Linked DNA regions of Homo sapiens: region 1 is linked to region 2. The links are chromatin contacts, found by Hi-C in ENCODE. All regions are on one chromosome and are shown on one strand. The core of a region is the stretch at or near the end of the contact, and the rest is flanking DNA. Distances in the headings are between cores, read along the strand shown.

Evidence for each region. A loop is a pair of places that touch in the nucleus more often than their neighbours do. Pooled maps may share reads with other maps.
Region 1: a loop to region 2 is called in a pooled map, with 2.6 times the contacts of the local background. The contact joins the enhancer-like site here to the promoter of CCNL1 in region 2. A Hi-C loop is called at or near these places in 1 of 168 maps with a recorded cell type or tissue (ascending aorta) and 6 of 50 pooled maps.

The regions. Positions count from the first base shown.
Region 1 is chr3:158,719,097-158,724,780 of GRCh38, forward strand. The region is part of intron 1 of RARRES1 (retinoic acid receptor responder 1); the gene reads right to left. Among named protein-coding and RNA genes, the nearest start is that of RARRES1, 11 kb to the right of the region's middle. Within about 2 kb of position 4,020, at least 26 of the 41 ENCODE cell types and tissues checked have a DNase peak (open chromatin) inside an H3K27ac peak, as active enhancers do; they include ascending aorta, where a contact is called at or near this core.
Region 2 is chr3:157,156,189-157,162,539 of GRCh38, forward strand. It overlaps CCNL1 (cyclin L1), which reads right to left and starts at 3,959. Exons shown (of 11, transcript NM_020307.4): 1 at 3,604-3,959; 2 at 3,217-3,291; 3 at 2,678-2,787. The coding sequence starts at 3,906. RefSeq lists enhancers at 3,171-3,240, 3,874-4,603, 4,691-4,740, 4,761-4,820 and a silencer at 3,381-3,590.

The DNA.
Region 1 (5,684 bases), core at 2,770-5,269, 1.6 Mb after region 2:
ATTTAATAAGAAAAAGCAAGCAAATGACCATATGACTGTATAACCTGAAGGAATAAATTAGTAGCTCTTCACTGTAGATTTTTAAAAAATTATGTATAAAAGACTTGTGTACTACAGCCTGGAACTAAATTCTTCATAATCATGGGCCACTAATAACATGGTTTATGCTCTAATTTTTTTTTTTTTTTTTTTTGAGACAGAGTCTCACTCTGTCACCCAGGCTGGAGTGCAATGGTGCAATCTCAGCTCACTGCACCCTCCACCTCCCGGGTTCAAGCGATTGTCCTGCCTCAGCCTCCCGAGTAGCTGGGATTACAGGCTTTTGCCACCACACCCGGCTAATTTTTGTATTTTTATCAGAGATGGGATTTTACCATGTTGGCCAGGCTGGTCTCAAACTCCTGACCTCAGGTGATCCACCTGTCTTGGCCTCCCAAAGTGTTGGGATTACAGGCTTGAGCCACTGCACCCGGCCCTTACTTTTTGTGTGTTTATTTTATAGATGATTTTTGGCCCCACTGGACAGTGAAAAGAGGCAGTCCCATCCCCTTCCCCATATACCTTCCACCTCCCCTTCCTCATATGCCATACCATCATGTACTCTTTAGTGACTGATCAGCACTTTGATTTTGGTTTGATTTGCAATCAGTTTGGAGGGAAACAGGCCACTTTCAAAGACCTGTTCGAGAGAATGTACAATGGAATGCTTTCAAAGACCTGAACTCATCACACTAGATTTTATTTATTTATGTTTTGGTAAATGATCCTCAAATCCTTAGCAAATCAATATTAAGCATTCATTCAGTGCTTACATATGAAGCATCATTGGAGGGAATCATGATAAAAGTGATTACGTGTTGTACTCTTACTGTGTGCCTCACCCGACCCAACATAGTACCCATGTACTAACCTATTATATCACTAAAGCCCTTTAGTAGGTATGATTGTTATCACCATTTTAAGGATGAAGAAATGGAGGCACTTGACCAAACTTAAGGAATTGGCCAAAGTCACAACACAGGAAGCAGGAAAACTGGCCTGCAGAGCCCCGTTTTTCCCAAATACCGCACAGGACTGCACAGAAAAATAGAGCCCAGCAACCTCTCTAAGAAAAGGAAGAATAAAAGCTGGCTGCTGGTGTGTGTGTGTGTGTGTGTGTGTGTGTGTGTATGTGTGTGAGAGAGAGAGAGAGAGAGAGAGAGCGCTGGGATGCTCTTGGACTGCTTGTAACCAAGGTCCCTGTGGACAAGAACCACTGCAAACCTTCCTCTGGAAGGGAGACTGCCAGGCATGATGTATGTATTAGTGTGCTAGGGCTCCCGTAACAAAGTACCACAAACTAGGTGGCTTACAACAACAGATATTTATTCTCATACAGTTCTGGAGGCCAGAAGGCCAATCTAAAGGTGTCAGCAGGGCCATGCTTCCTCTGAGACTCTGGGTAGAATCCCTCCTTGCCTCTTCCTAGTTTTAGGTGGTGGCTGTCGATCTTGGCATTCTTTAGTTTACAACTGAATCACTCCAATCTGTGCCTCTATTATTGTTTGTTTGTTTTTGAGATGGGTCTTGCTCTTTTCACCCAGGCTGGAGTGCAGTGGTGCAATCATAGCTCACTGCAGCCTCAAACTCCTGGGCTCAAGGGATTCTCCGGGCCGCCTTTATCTTTAAATGGTGGTCTTCCTCTGAGTCTGTTTGCATATCCACATGGCCTTAATATTATATAAGGACACCAGCCATTGGATTTAGGGCCCATTCTAATCCAGTATGACCTCATCTTAACTTGATTACATCTTCAAAGACTCTGTTTACACTTAAGGTCACATTCTTAGTCACTGAGGGTTAGAACTTTTTGGATATAACATTTCTTTTTAGAAGACACACCTCAACCCGTAACAGATGGAAGTAAAGGTGATCCAAGACTTTAGAAGGAGCCCCTGGATGCAGACCCTTTCAGACAAGGTATAAATGAAAGTATAACCCAGTGCAGGTGGGGACATCTCCAGGAAGGACTAGGATTAGACAAGCCGAGAGAGGGAGAGGGTGCTCTGGAAAGGTAGTGTGTGTGCCAGGGCATGGAAGCGAGCAGACCAGCCTGGGGCAGTTAGCAGATTAAGTCAGGGTAGACTTGGGGTTGAGGTTACAATGGTGGGTGGGGGATCTGATTAGAGATGGTCTCTTACAGGGACTTCATTCTAGAGCAGTGAGTCTCAAATCTGAGTGTGCCATGTAATCCCCTACAGGGCTTGCTAAGACCCAGCATGCTGGATCTACACCGACTTTTGATTCAGGAGGTCTGGGGTGGGGCCTGGGAACTTGCATTTTAACAAGTTCCACATGATGCTGATCCTGTTGGTCCAGGGACCACACTTGGAGAACTCTCTAGCTACTGAGTGGAACCACTGAAGGTCTAAGGGTTGCAGGTAGGAAGTGACATGTAGATCAGATGACAATCACTAGGATACAGCTGACCACTAAATAGGAGATTGACGCCGAGACTATTCTCTTCAAATGCCTGAGAGTATCATCAGGACCAAATGAAATGGAGGAGTGTTCTTTCAAAGTGTGGTGACTTCAGGACCCTGGAGTTTCTGGTGAATCAGGTTATGATACCTTAGAAAGTGCATGTGGCAGGTCTACCCTCTGCTTCTGCAGGTGCAACTGATAAACTCCATGGTGACACAGTATGTGCTATTCTTTGAGAAGGAACACTTGGGCTGGGCATGGTGGCTCATGCCTGTAATCCCAGCACTTTGGGAGGCCGAGGTGGGGCAGATCACCTGAGGTCGAGTGTTCGAGACCAGCCTGACCAACATGGAGAAACCCCATCTCTACTAAAAATACGAAATTAGCTGGGCGTGGTGGCGCACACCTGTAATTCCAGCTACTCGGGAGGCTGAGGCAGAAGAATCACTTGAATCCAGGAGGTGGAGTTTGCGGGTGAGCCGAGATGGCATAATTGCACTCCAGCCTGGGCAACAAGAATGAAACTCAAAAAAAAAAAAAAAAAAAAGAGTATCCAGAAGGAACACGAAGAAGGCAGTTTGGACTAAAATAATTTTTAAAGAAAATTCCCTCCTTGCTTCCTGTTAGATGGATAACTACTTTGTTTTATAATGACATTTGTATATGCACCAAGAAGTTAAAACTGTTCATTCTAATAGCACCTCTACAATGTCATGTCCTGTTTTCAGTGAAAGCTGTTTATACTAAACCACAAAGCTTTGTTTTCATGTTAATGGATCAAAGATTTTTCTTCCAGTAGGTGTCTGCACTATCTTTACATTAGGCACTACCCACTTTTTTTGAAATATTGCATAAAATCACCAAAATTGCATAAAGTCAATTTGAAATATTAAAATATTTAAATATTTTCCAATATTTGAAAGATTGGGTAAAGTCATTGAAATATTGGGTGTGTTAGAAATGAACCCAAGGAACTTGATGAGGGACAGAGAATGGGTATTTATGTATTCTAAGAGCACATTTAAAACATCAAACAATCCTGGCCGGGCGCTGTGGCTCATGCCTGTAATCCCAGCACTTTGGGAGGCCGAAGTGGGCGGATCACGAGGTCAGGAGATTGAGATCATCCTGGCTAACATGGTGAAACCCCATCTCTACTAAAAATACAAAAAATTAGCTGGGCGTGGTGGCGGGCGCCTGTAGTCCCAGCTACTTGGGAGGCTGAGGCAGGAGAATGGCCTGAACCCGGGAGGTGGAGCTTGCAGTGAGCCAAGATCGCGCCACTGCACTCCAGCCTGGGCGACAGAGTGAGACTCCATCTCAAAAAAAAAAAAAAAAAATCTAACATCCCCTTTAAACTCTCTCAAAACACCACAAAAACGTGGAGCAAATAAAAGAGCAGGGATGGTGTCCTGGAGAAACCTCGCTGTGCACCACCCCATGGAGGAGTCTCCAAAGACATGATTCTGCCCAAAGCTTCTCTACAGAAAACACTTCCCATTTTTCCCCCTCTCTGCAGTGTCTGTCATTGGTTGCTAAGCGCTGGTCCTTCCTGTTGTGTTAGTGCCGGTTGTGACAACGTTAATTTCCTGTTCTCAGGCTGGCAGTGGGTGGGTGGGGACGAGCTCACAGGTAATTCCAGTCTCCCTCCACGCATCTTGGGACTCACTGGTCTAACAGACTCAGCTCCTAAATGTCGCCTCCAGCATTCACATTTGATAAGAAAACATAAATGTCAGGCTATTCCAGTAAAAGCAAACTTCGTCATTTTATAAGGTTACTTTTATGAGTCAGGCTTGGTTGGAGATAAGTAAACAACTCATTTGTGCATAGAAATTGCTGTGCTATCCTTATGTTCCAGATGGAGACAGCATCAGTATATTATATTATACCCTGGAATCATTTTATTGCATTTTCCTTCTCTCGGGCAAGGCCAGATAAAGCAAATACAGTTTATGGAACAGAAGTCAGTTACCTTCTGATCAGGCCCAGGCAGTGGGGCCCAAGGAGCTCTTTGCGTGCGAATGCTTTGCTTTCTCAGGCTAAGTAGCAATGGAGAGGAAAGCCAGAATACTGTGTGTCCTCTCTCTCAGCCAACCCTGGGTCCCACGTTCTTGATTTGGGGTAGGAAGCGAGTGGAAGTGGCCAGAGGCAGCTGCCCCCTCCAGGTCCCCTCTGGCCTCAGGTGGGGATAATCAGAAAAGGCTGGTTGAGAGCAGGACATGAGGCTTCAGGTCTCCTTTTCTCCTGCTGGGAGCAATGGGAATGGGCTGGGTCCTGGCCTGTCTCCCTGTTCCAGGTGCCTCAGTGATTTCAGCACCCTTCCAGCTACCTTCATTTAATTTAACAAATATCTAATATTTGTCTCTAGCAGGCCATGTGCTAGTGCAATGAAGGAGATAGAGACATGATATAATACCTTGCGCCCTGTAGAAGCTGACCGTCTCGTTTGGGATAGGCAAGCACATGGGCAGAGTGGAAAGAAAATTGGCTGTTCAGGAGCTTTGACAAAGCAGCCTATGGTCGAGTACTGAGCTAGAGAGGAGAGGGCAGGTGGGTTCACATGTGAGGTTAGCAAGGCTGCAGAGGTCAGCAAGACAGGAGGTGGGAGCAAGAGCTGCATTTTCTGGGTACCGGCATATGTCGGGCAGAATGGTAAATATTTGCAGGAGCTCACAGCCAGCCTGGACACGGGGTGTGGTAGGCTGAATAATGCCCCCCCACAGCCCTTGCCCGAAGATGTCCACTGCCTAATCCCTGGCATCTGTGACTATGTTATTTTACATGGCAAAAAGGATTTTGCCAATGTGATTAAGGATCTTGAGATGGGATTATCCTGGATTATTCCTGTGGGCACAATGTAATCACAAGGGTCCTATGAGAAGCAGACAGTAGTGTCATAATCAGAAGATGCTATGCTGTTTGCTTTGATGGAGGATGGAGTCATGAGCCAAGGAGCACAGGTGGTCTCTAGAAGCCGGAAATGGATTCTCCTCTAGAGCCTCCAGAAGGAACAAAGCCCTGCAGACACCTTAATTTTGGCCCAGGGAGACCCATTTCAGGCTTCTACCCTCCAGAACCATAAGTGAGTAAGTTTGTGTTGTTTTAACTCACTAAATCTGAGGTCATTTGTTATAGCAGCAATAGGACACAATACCAATACAGAATTACTGTGATCCTTAATGTCATGTTCTGTGTGGGCATGTGCCCTTGGGATGACC
Region 2 (6,351 bases), core at 2,709-5,208:
GGCATACTGCCAAGCAATATACAAAAATTTGTAATGCCTACTTAAAAGTAGAAACATCCTTTATAGGTATTTAAACAAACTGAAGGCCACCTTGTAGAGCCACAGAATTATACTGTAGAAAGGTGGTAGACTAAATGACATCACTTAACACCCTTCCAATTCTTACCTATCCAACTTTTATTATCTATGGATACACTGAAAATACATTGTATTTACTAATGAGAATGGTTAAACCAGTCTTTGAAAATTTTAATACGCTGCATCTCAAAAGTAAATATTTGGAAACTAGAACAATGAAAAAGCAATCCCCCCTCTAAATTTAGCTGTTTATTGTCAACTTAAAAGATAATTATCGAACCACAAAAAACTGAAGGAGGAATAGGCCAAACAATCCAGGTTGGGGACTAAGCACTGGTACTTTTTAAAAAGCTCCTCTGCTAATTCTCAATGTGTAGCCAGGCTGAAGAGACCAATGACCTACAAGCAACATGAATAATGTATCTCCACTGTAATTGTCAAAGTCACACTACAATTTAAAGTTATGAATAAACTAGATTAAAACAAATAGCATCATTAAGACAAGTGATATGCTTTACCTAACCAATGTATAATACTGATAGTACTTTCTAATGACATTAACCTATGCAAAAATAAATACAAAGCTATAGTTCTAATAACTTGGACAGCAAAGACAAAAGCTTATAACAAGAAACAGGAGTTTTTCTAAATGGTTCACCAGTGGCCAACCTGTTAGTCCCCGATTCCAGTGACCTATTCTCAGAGCACTGGCTTCTCCTTGGGGATTTTCGATACTTCACTCACTGTTGCCATGACGACAGCTTCATCTCTATGTACCACTCCACATCACCCAGGCTTTGGTAAATGTAGCTGGTCGCTGTATAGTCGGTTGCAAGGGAAAAAAGAGTTGAAGTTAATAACATATACAAGTTACGTGCTTGAGTAAACTTGTAATATGCATAGAAACACTTTTACATCCTGCTTTAAAAAAAGGCTTCCATGCAATTAACAACTCCTTTTAAATTTTGCTATAATCAGACTTCTAAGATTGAAACAAAATCAGTTTCTCTGTAATAATGACCCAAAAAACAAAGTTACATCAGACACAACAATCAGGTGAGATTATATTATTTTAAATTCCATGGTTTTTACAGTTAAGACCTATTCTAACATCAACGAAGTAAACTAGTCTCACAGGAAAATTCCACAGAAGATAATCATGTGATTACATAATAGTTGGCTCAATGGTTCAAAGAATACTAGAAAACCATTTCCTTTAAGCAAAGAGAAACCTTTGACTAAAGATAGAGCCTTGTATTAGTGTCATTACTTTAAACATCCTGAAGAATCAGCCAGGTATCTAAATACAGATTTAACCTCAGACCATACCAAAGACCAATTTGAAATCTTCCCAATTCCCAGGGACTCATCAACAAACTAAAAGATATTTTAGAATTTAAAAAGTACTCTATCCCTGGACACAGTTAAGGTGAATGAGAAAAGATGGGGGAGAAAAAGTATGTAGGAAAACTGTTGCAGACTTTTTGACTAGGATACTCTTTTTTTAAAAAAGAACTGTCTGTAGACTCACAGAATAGACTAGTCATCTTAAAGTTGCTTTAATATTTGCTTGTCTGAATAGTTCCATTACTGCCAACTTACAGATTCAGCCAATAAGGACTACTCATATAGAATACTAACAGCACTAACCAACATACCCAACCCCCAGAACAACTTATAATCCTTTTAATAACTTCCTTTCAAACTCAGTACAATTTGTCTAACATCACTACAATTCCTTAAAGAGTGAATGCAAAAACTATTCTACACCAAATATATCATTCTGCAGCATGTACTGGAAGTCACCTGTAGATGCAGGAAGTCCTGCAACAAACTTTTTGGTACTGCCTCACAGGAACACATAGGTCCACATAAAATTATGTTACCACAACACCTAGGAGATACTATTTCAGTCTCTGTATTTTCTTACAACATCAAATAAATGGCCCTATCTAAATGCAACCCAATCAATCTTACTTGTTAATTTTCTAACCCACTCACTGAGACTGTATCTAACCAAAACAAAATACCTGTTTAATCCCTTTGACTTCAAACTTCAAACTTTATCATCCTGCAGTCCTTTCAGATCCGGTATTATTCGATTTATCGTAGTTCAATGTTGAGAAGTACTCTAACAAAAGCCAACCTCAATTGATAAAGAATTAACTGGGACTTCGAGTAGAAAAACATAATCTACACAGAACTTTGCCACAATATTAACTTAAACTACAGTGTTTAAACTTCCAGCCTTCAGTCTTCCAGAGAGGGGAGAGGAAAAATAACTTACAGAATACACTCACACTTGAGCCAAATGTACTCCCTTTCTTGTTTAATCTTAAGCCACAGGCCTGGCTTCACAGCACTGTTAGGATTGTCCATAAATGCAACTGCCTCTACAAACTTTAGATAACCGGTTAATTATGTTTCTTTTTTCAAATTATTTTAAGTATCAGTGTTCCTATATGAACTTTAACACCTAAATTAAAGTCCGTTTTCTTTTGCATCCGTATTCACTTGAAAGGAAAGATGTTTTGATTTGATGACTGGTGCACGGTACAGCAGTAGCAAGAGATACTATGTTCAATAATGCCAATCTTACCTTTTTCCTCTTAACTGGCGGAGGTGGTGGAATACATTAATCACATCTCTTATTCTTCTAGGTGCTTCTTCGATTTTTGATGCAAGATTAATACAAGCCATAGCAACAATCTGAAAGAACCCATGAGCCACAAAAGCCATTGTTAGATTAAACTCACTTTGAAGAATAAAATTTAGAACACAATTGGGACAACCTTTAGTAAAATTAGAGAAGACATCTCTATGCCGTAAGTCTACCAGCTATGCTAGTACTATACTTTTTGTTGTTTAACTCATCTTAATTTTGGTTCCAGAGTCAAACTCAATCTTACAGGAGTTCTGCATTTGGTTGAAAACTGTACTTTTCGTTAAGAGGGCACTTAGGCTCGTGATCGATTTTGAACCACATTCTAAAGGTTTCCACTTCCTGGCGAGTGAGAAGTAGGTACAAAGGCCTAAACTAAACCACTCCCTTTCTGGAAAAGCTGGCTGCTGACACTACCCCTACTCTGCCCATTTCCGGATGAAGAAATCCCTTTTACCCGCCTCCGCTGTGCTTACCTCGAAACTGTGTTTGACGAAAGATTTGGAGTAGAAAAAACGATGAAACAACACCTGCCCCGTTGCCATCGCCACCTGCAGACAAGAGAGGAGAACGGAAGCGCAGGGGTCAGGCGGGCCCGCTCCAGGCGCCGCCGCCATTTTGTGCCGCCGATCGCTTCCCTTTCCCCTCCCGCCGCCGCCGCCGCTGCGAACAGCCCGCTGCCAAGTCCTCCCTCCGCCTCCGCAGCCCCCCGCCCCGGCACGCCCCGGCCGCGGCTGGGCCCCGAACGGGAAAGCCTGAAGGAACCGTCCCCACCCTCCCGGGGCACGGTGATACTGAGATGCGGCGTAGGGGACGGAGGAGAGGAGAGGAGCGCCCGGCCGGCCCGGGGCCGGAGCACTGACCTGCGGCAGCCGGAGGAGAATGCCGGCGGCCTGGATGAGCTCGCAGCCCAGGATGCGTAAGTCCGTCTCACTGGGCAGGTCGAGCCCATCCTGCATGGATGGGGTGGGCGAGAGCCTCTCCTCCGGAATCAGAGAGTGGTCGATGGTAAGTGAAACTTCCGAGTACAGGCGATCGCCGATCAGGATCCCTCCCGTCGTGGTCGTCGTCGTGGTCGTCGTCCCGGAGCTGGAGCCGCCCGCGCTTGGGGCGGCCGATGAGGCGGCTGCGGCAGCAGTAGCTGTCGAATGAGGCCCGGACGCCATAGTCTTAGCGAGCCGCACGCAAGCCCAACGCAGCCGGAACCCGAAACAAGACTAACCAGCGTTCTCGGCGCGACGGATATTCCCGTGACCGCCGGGTTCTGGGCCGCTTCACGCCGCGTGCGCTTCCGCCCTGACGTCACCACGCCGGGCAGCCGCGCGCCAACTAGTCCCTCCAGGCCGCGCCTCCGCCCTCGGCATCTGGGCCTGCGAGGGGAGTGTTGGGTGCTGCGACAGACCTTGGGATCCTCAGAGGCTGAGGAGGCCTTCTCTAGCCAAGGCCGGTCGAAACCACCTTGTTTGTGATAGCCACACGAATAACGGAGCTTTACAAGATCCCTTATACCCAAAATAGAGGTGGCAGCATTGGCTAGCATCTCTGCGCCCCTTCGCCCTGCATTCCGGCCTCTTCCTTTAGCCTCGGCGCGGCTTGCGTTCCGCGTGTACCAAGGGAAGTGGCGGCCGACCTGAGCGCGCTTTGGCGGGTGGAAGTGGTGACTTTGTTGTCCTGTGTGGACGAATGTGTAATATAAAGTGACCCTCAAGGAATCTGGAGAGGGCTGCTTTACAGTATTTGAAGAACACAGGGCTGTGGACCCTATCGGTTCCCAAATGAAAGCTCCCCGGGGAGCGTGTTTTTGCCAGTATGGGGAAGTAGGGCGGAGGCATAGGAATGACCGCGAGAGTGGCTGCTTTCATAGCTCCGCTTGCGAAACTCCTGCCCGGCCTTTGACACCGCCACGGCTTTCAGTAATCTGGAAAATCCCTAGTTTCCAAAAATAGTCTTAGGGCGAGGACTTGACAGAGGTAATTTGATTATGCCTGGGAGTCTCTATTCATACATGGTTACCTACCGCGGGTAGGGTGAGGTCAACCTCGTGTTTTTTGTTTTTTTTCCTGTGATATTAGCTAGCAATTTCCAGCGTTTCCTGAACCTTGAAGTAAAAACAATGATACTGATCTAAACTACTAGAATCTAGGTTGGAAGGAAAGGAATGCATCACGTTTTACTCTTGACGCTCAGAAAGCGATACCCCAAAGACAGAGGCTTTAGAAGCTGCCTCATAATGCAGGTCCCCCAACCTTGACTTGTTGCTCCCACTTTTCCCAAGTGCAGGGAGGTACTCTCTGAAATTTCCTTTCCTGACTAGAGAAGCCTCTTTGTAGAAGAATCAATCGCATTCCTCCCCTCGCTGAAATCTCGTATCCTATTTCAAAAAGACTCAGAAATGCAGCCATTCCTGGAGGGACTTTTTCACAAGATTACTCAAAAGAAAATTATTTACTAATTTCTGTCCATTCATTGTTCCTAATAATCATTTGCTGCTCCTCAAAATAAATGTCTACATTTCTCATCTACCCTTTCCCCTATGAAAAAAAGATATAAAATCTTCTGTACTCCATTAAGCTACTGGGTAATCATCCTCCTGCTTTTACCCCGGTGTTATGTATCCCTTTTCTCCTGTTAATCGCCTGTTATCAGTTGATTTTTTTTTTCTTTTTTTTTAGATAGAGTCTCACTCTGTCGCCCAAGCTGAAGTGCAGTGGCGCGATCTCGGCTCACTGCAGCCTCCGCCTCCGGGGTTCAAGCGATTCTCCCACCTCAGCCTCCCCAGTAGCTGGGATTACAGGCACACACCACCACGTCCAGCTAATTTTTGTATTTTTGTAGAGACGGGGTTTTGCCATGTTGGCTAGGCTGGTCTTGAACTCCTGACCTCAGGTGATCCGCCCGCCTCGGCCTCCCAAAATGCTGGGATTACAGGCATCCAAAGCGCTGGAATTACAGGCATGAGCCACCGCACCCGGCCTTATCAGTTGATTAAGTGAACCTTCAGTGGGCAAAGTTGTTTTAAAATGTACTGATACTTGAGCCTTGCCTGCAGAGGTTGATGTCACTGATTTAAGGTGGGCCCAGCCAGTGGTTCAGTTTTGCCTGTCTTCGAGTGATTGGAATGTACAGCCAAGAGAGTGTAATTATGGTGCTGGCAGAAGTATTAACCTATCTGGATGTCACTGTCTTCACTTTCTGACTAGGCTGCTTCCAGGGAATCTTTCCACCTCAATATTTATGAGATATCTATAATTTTATAACAAACTTTTAAAGGAGCCTCGGTTTCCTTAAACACAATTGATGACACCAGTTTTCTGGTTTTCTTCCATTTTTGTTTATAGAGCCAGGGTCTCACTGTGTTGCCCAGGCTGGCCTTGAACTCCTGAACTCAAGGGATCTTCCCACCTCAGCCACCTGAGTAGCTGGGACTATAAGTGGCACACCACTGTGCCTGGTCAGTTTTCTGGTTTTGATAATCTATGGTTGTGTGAGATATTATCATTGGGGAAAGTTGGAGGAATACATAGGAGTAGTCTATCTTTGCAACTTCCATGTCTTATTTCCAAATAAAAAGTAAAAACCCTCATTGATTATGTACTTCATTAAAACACTGG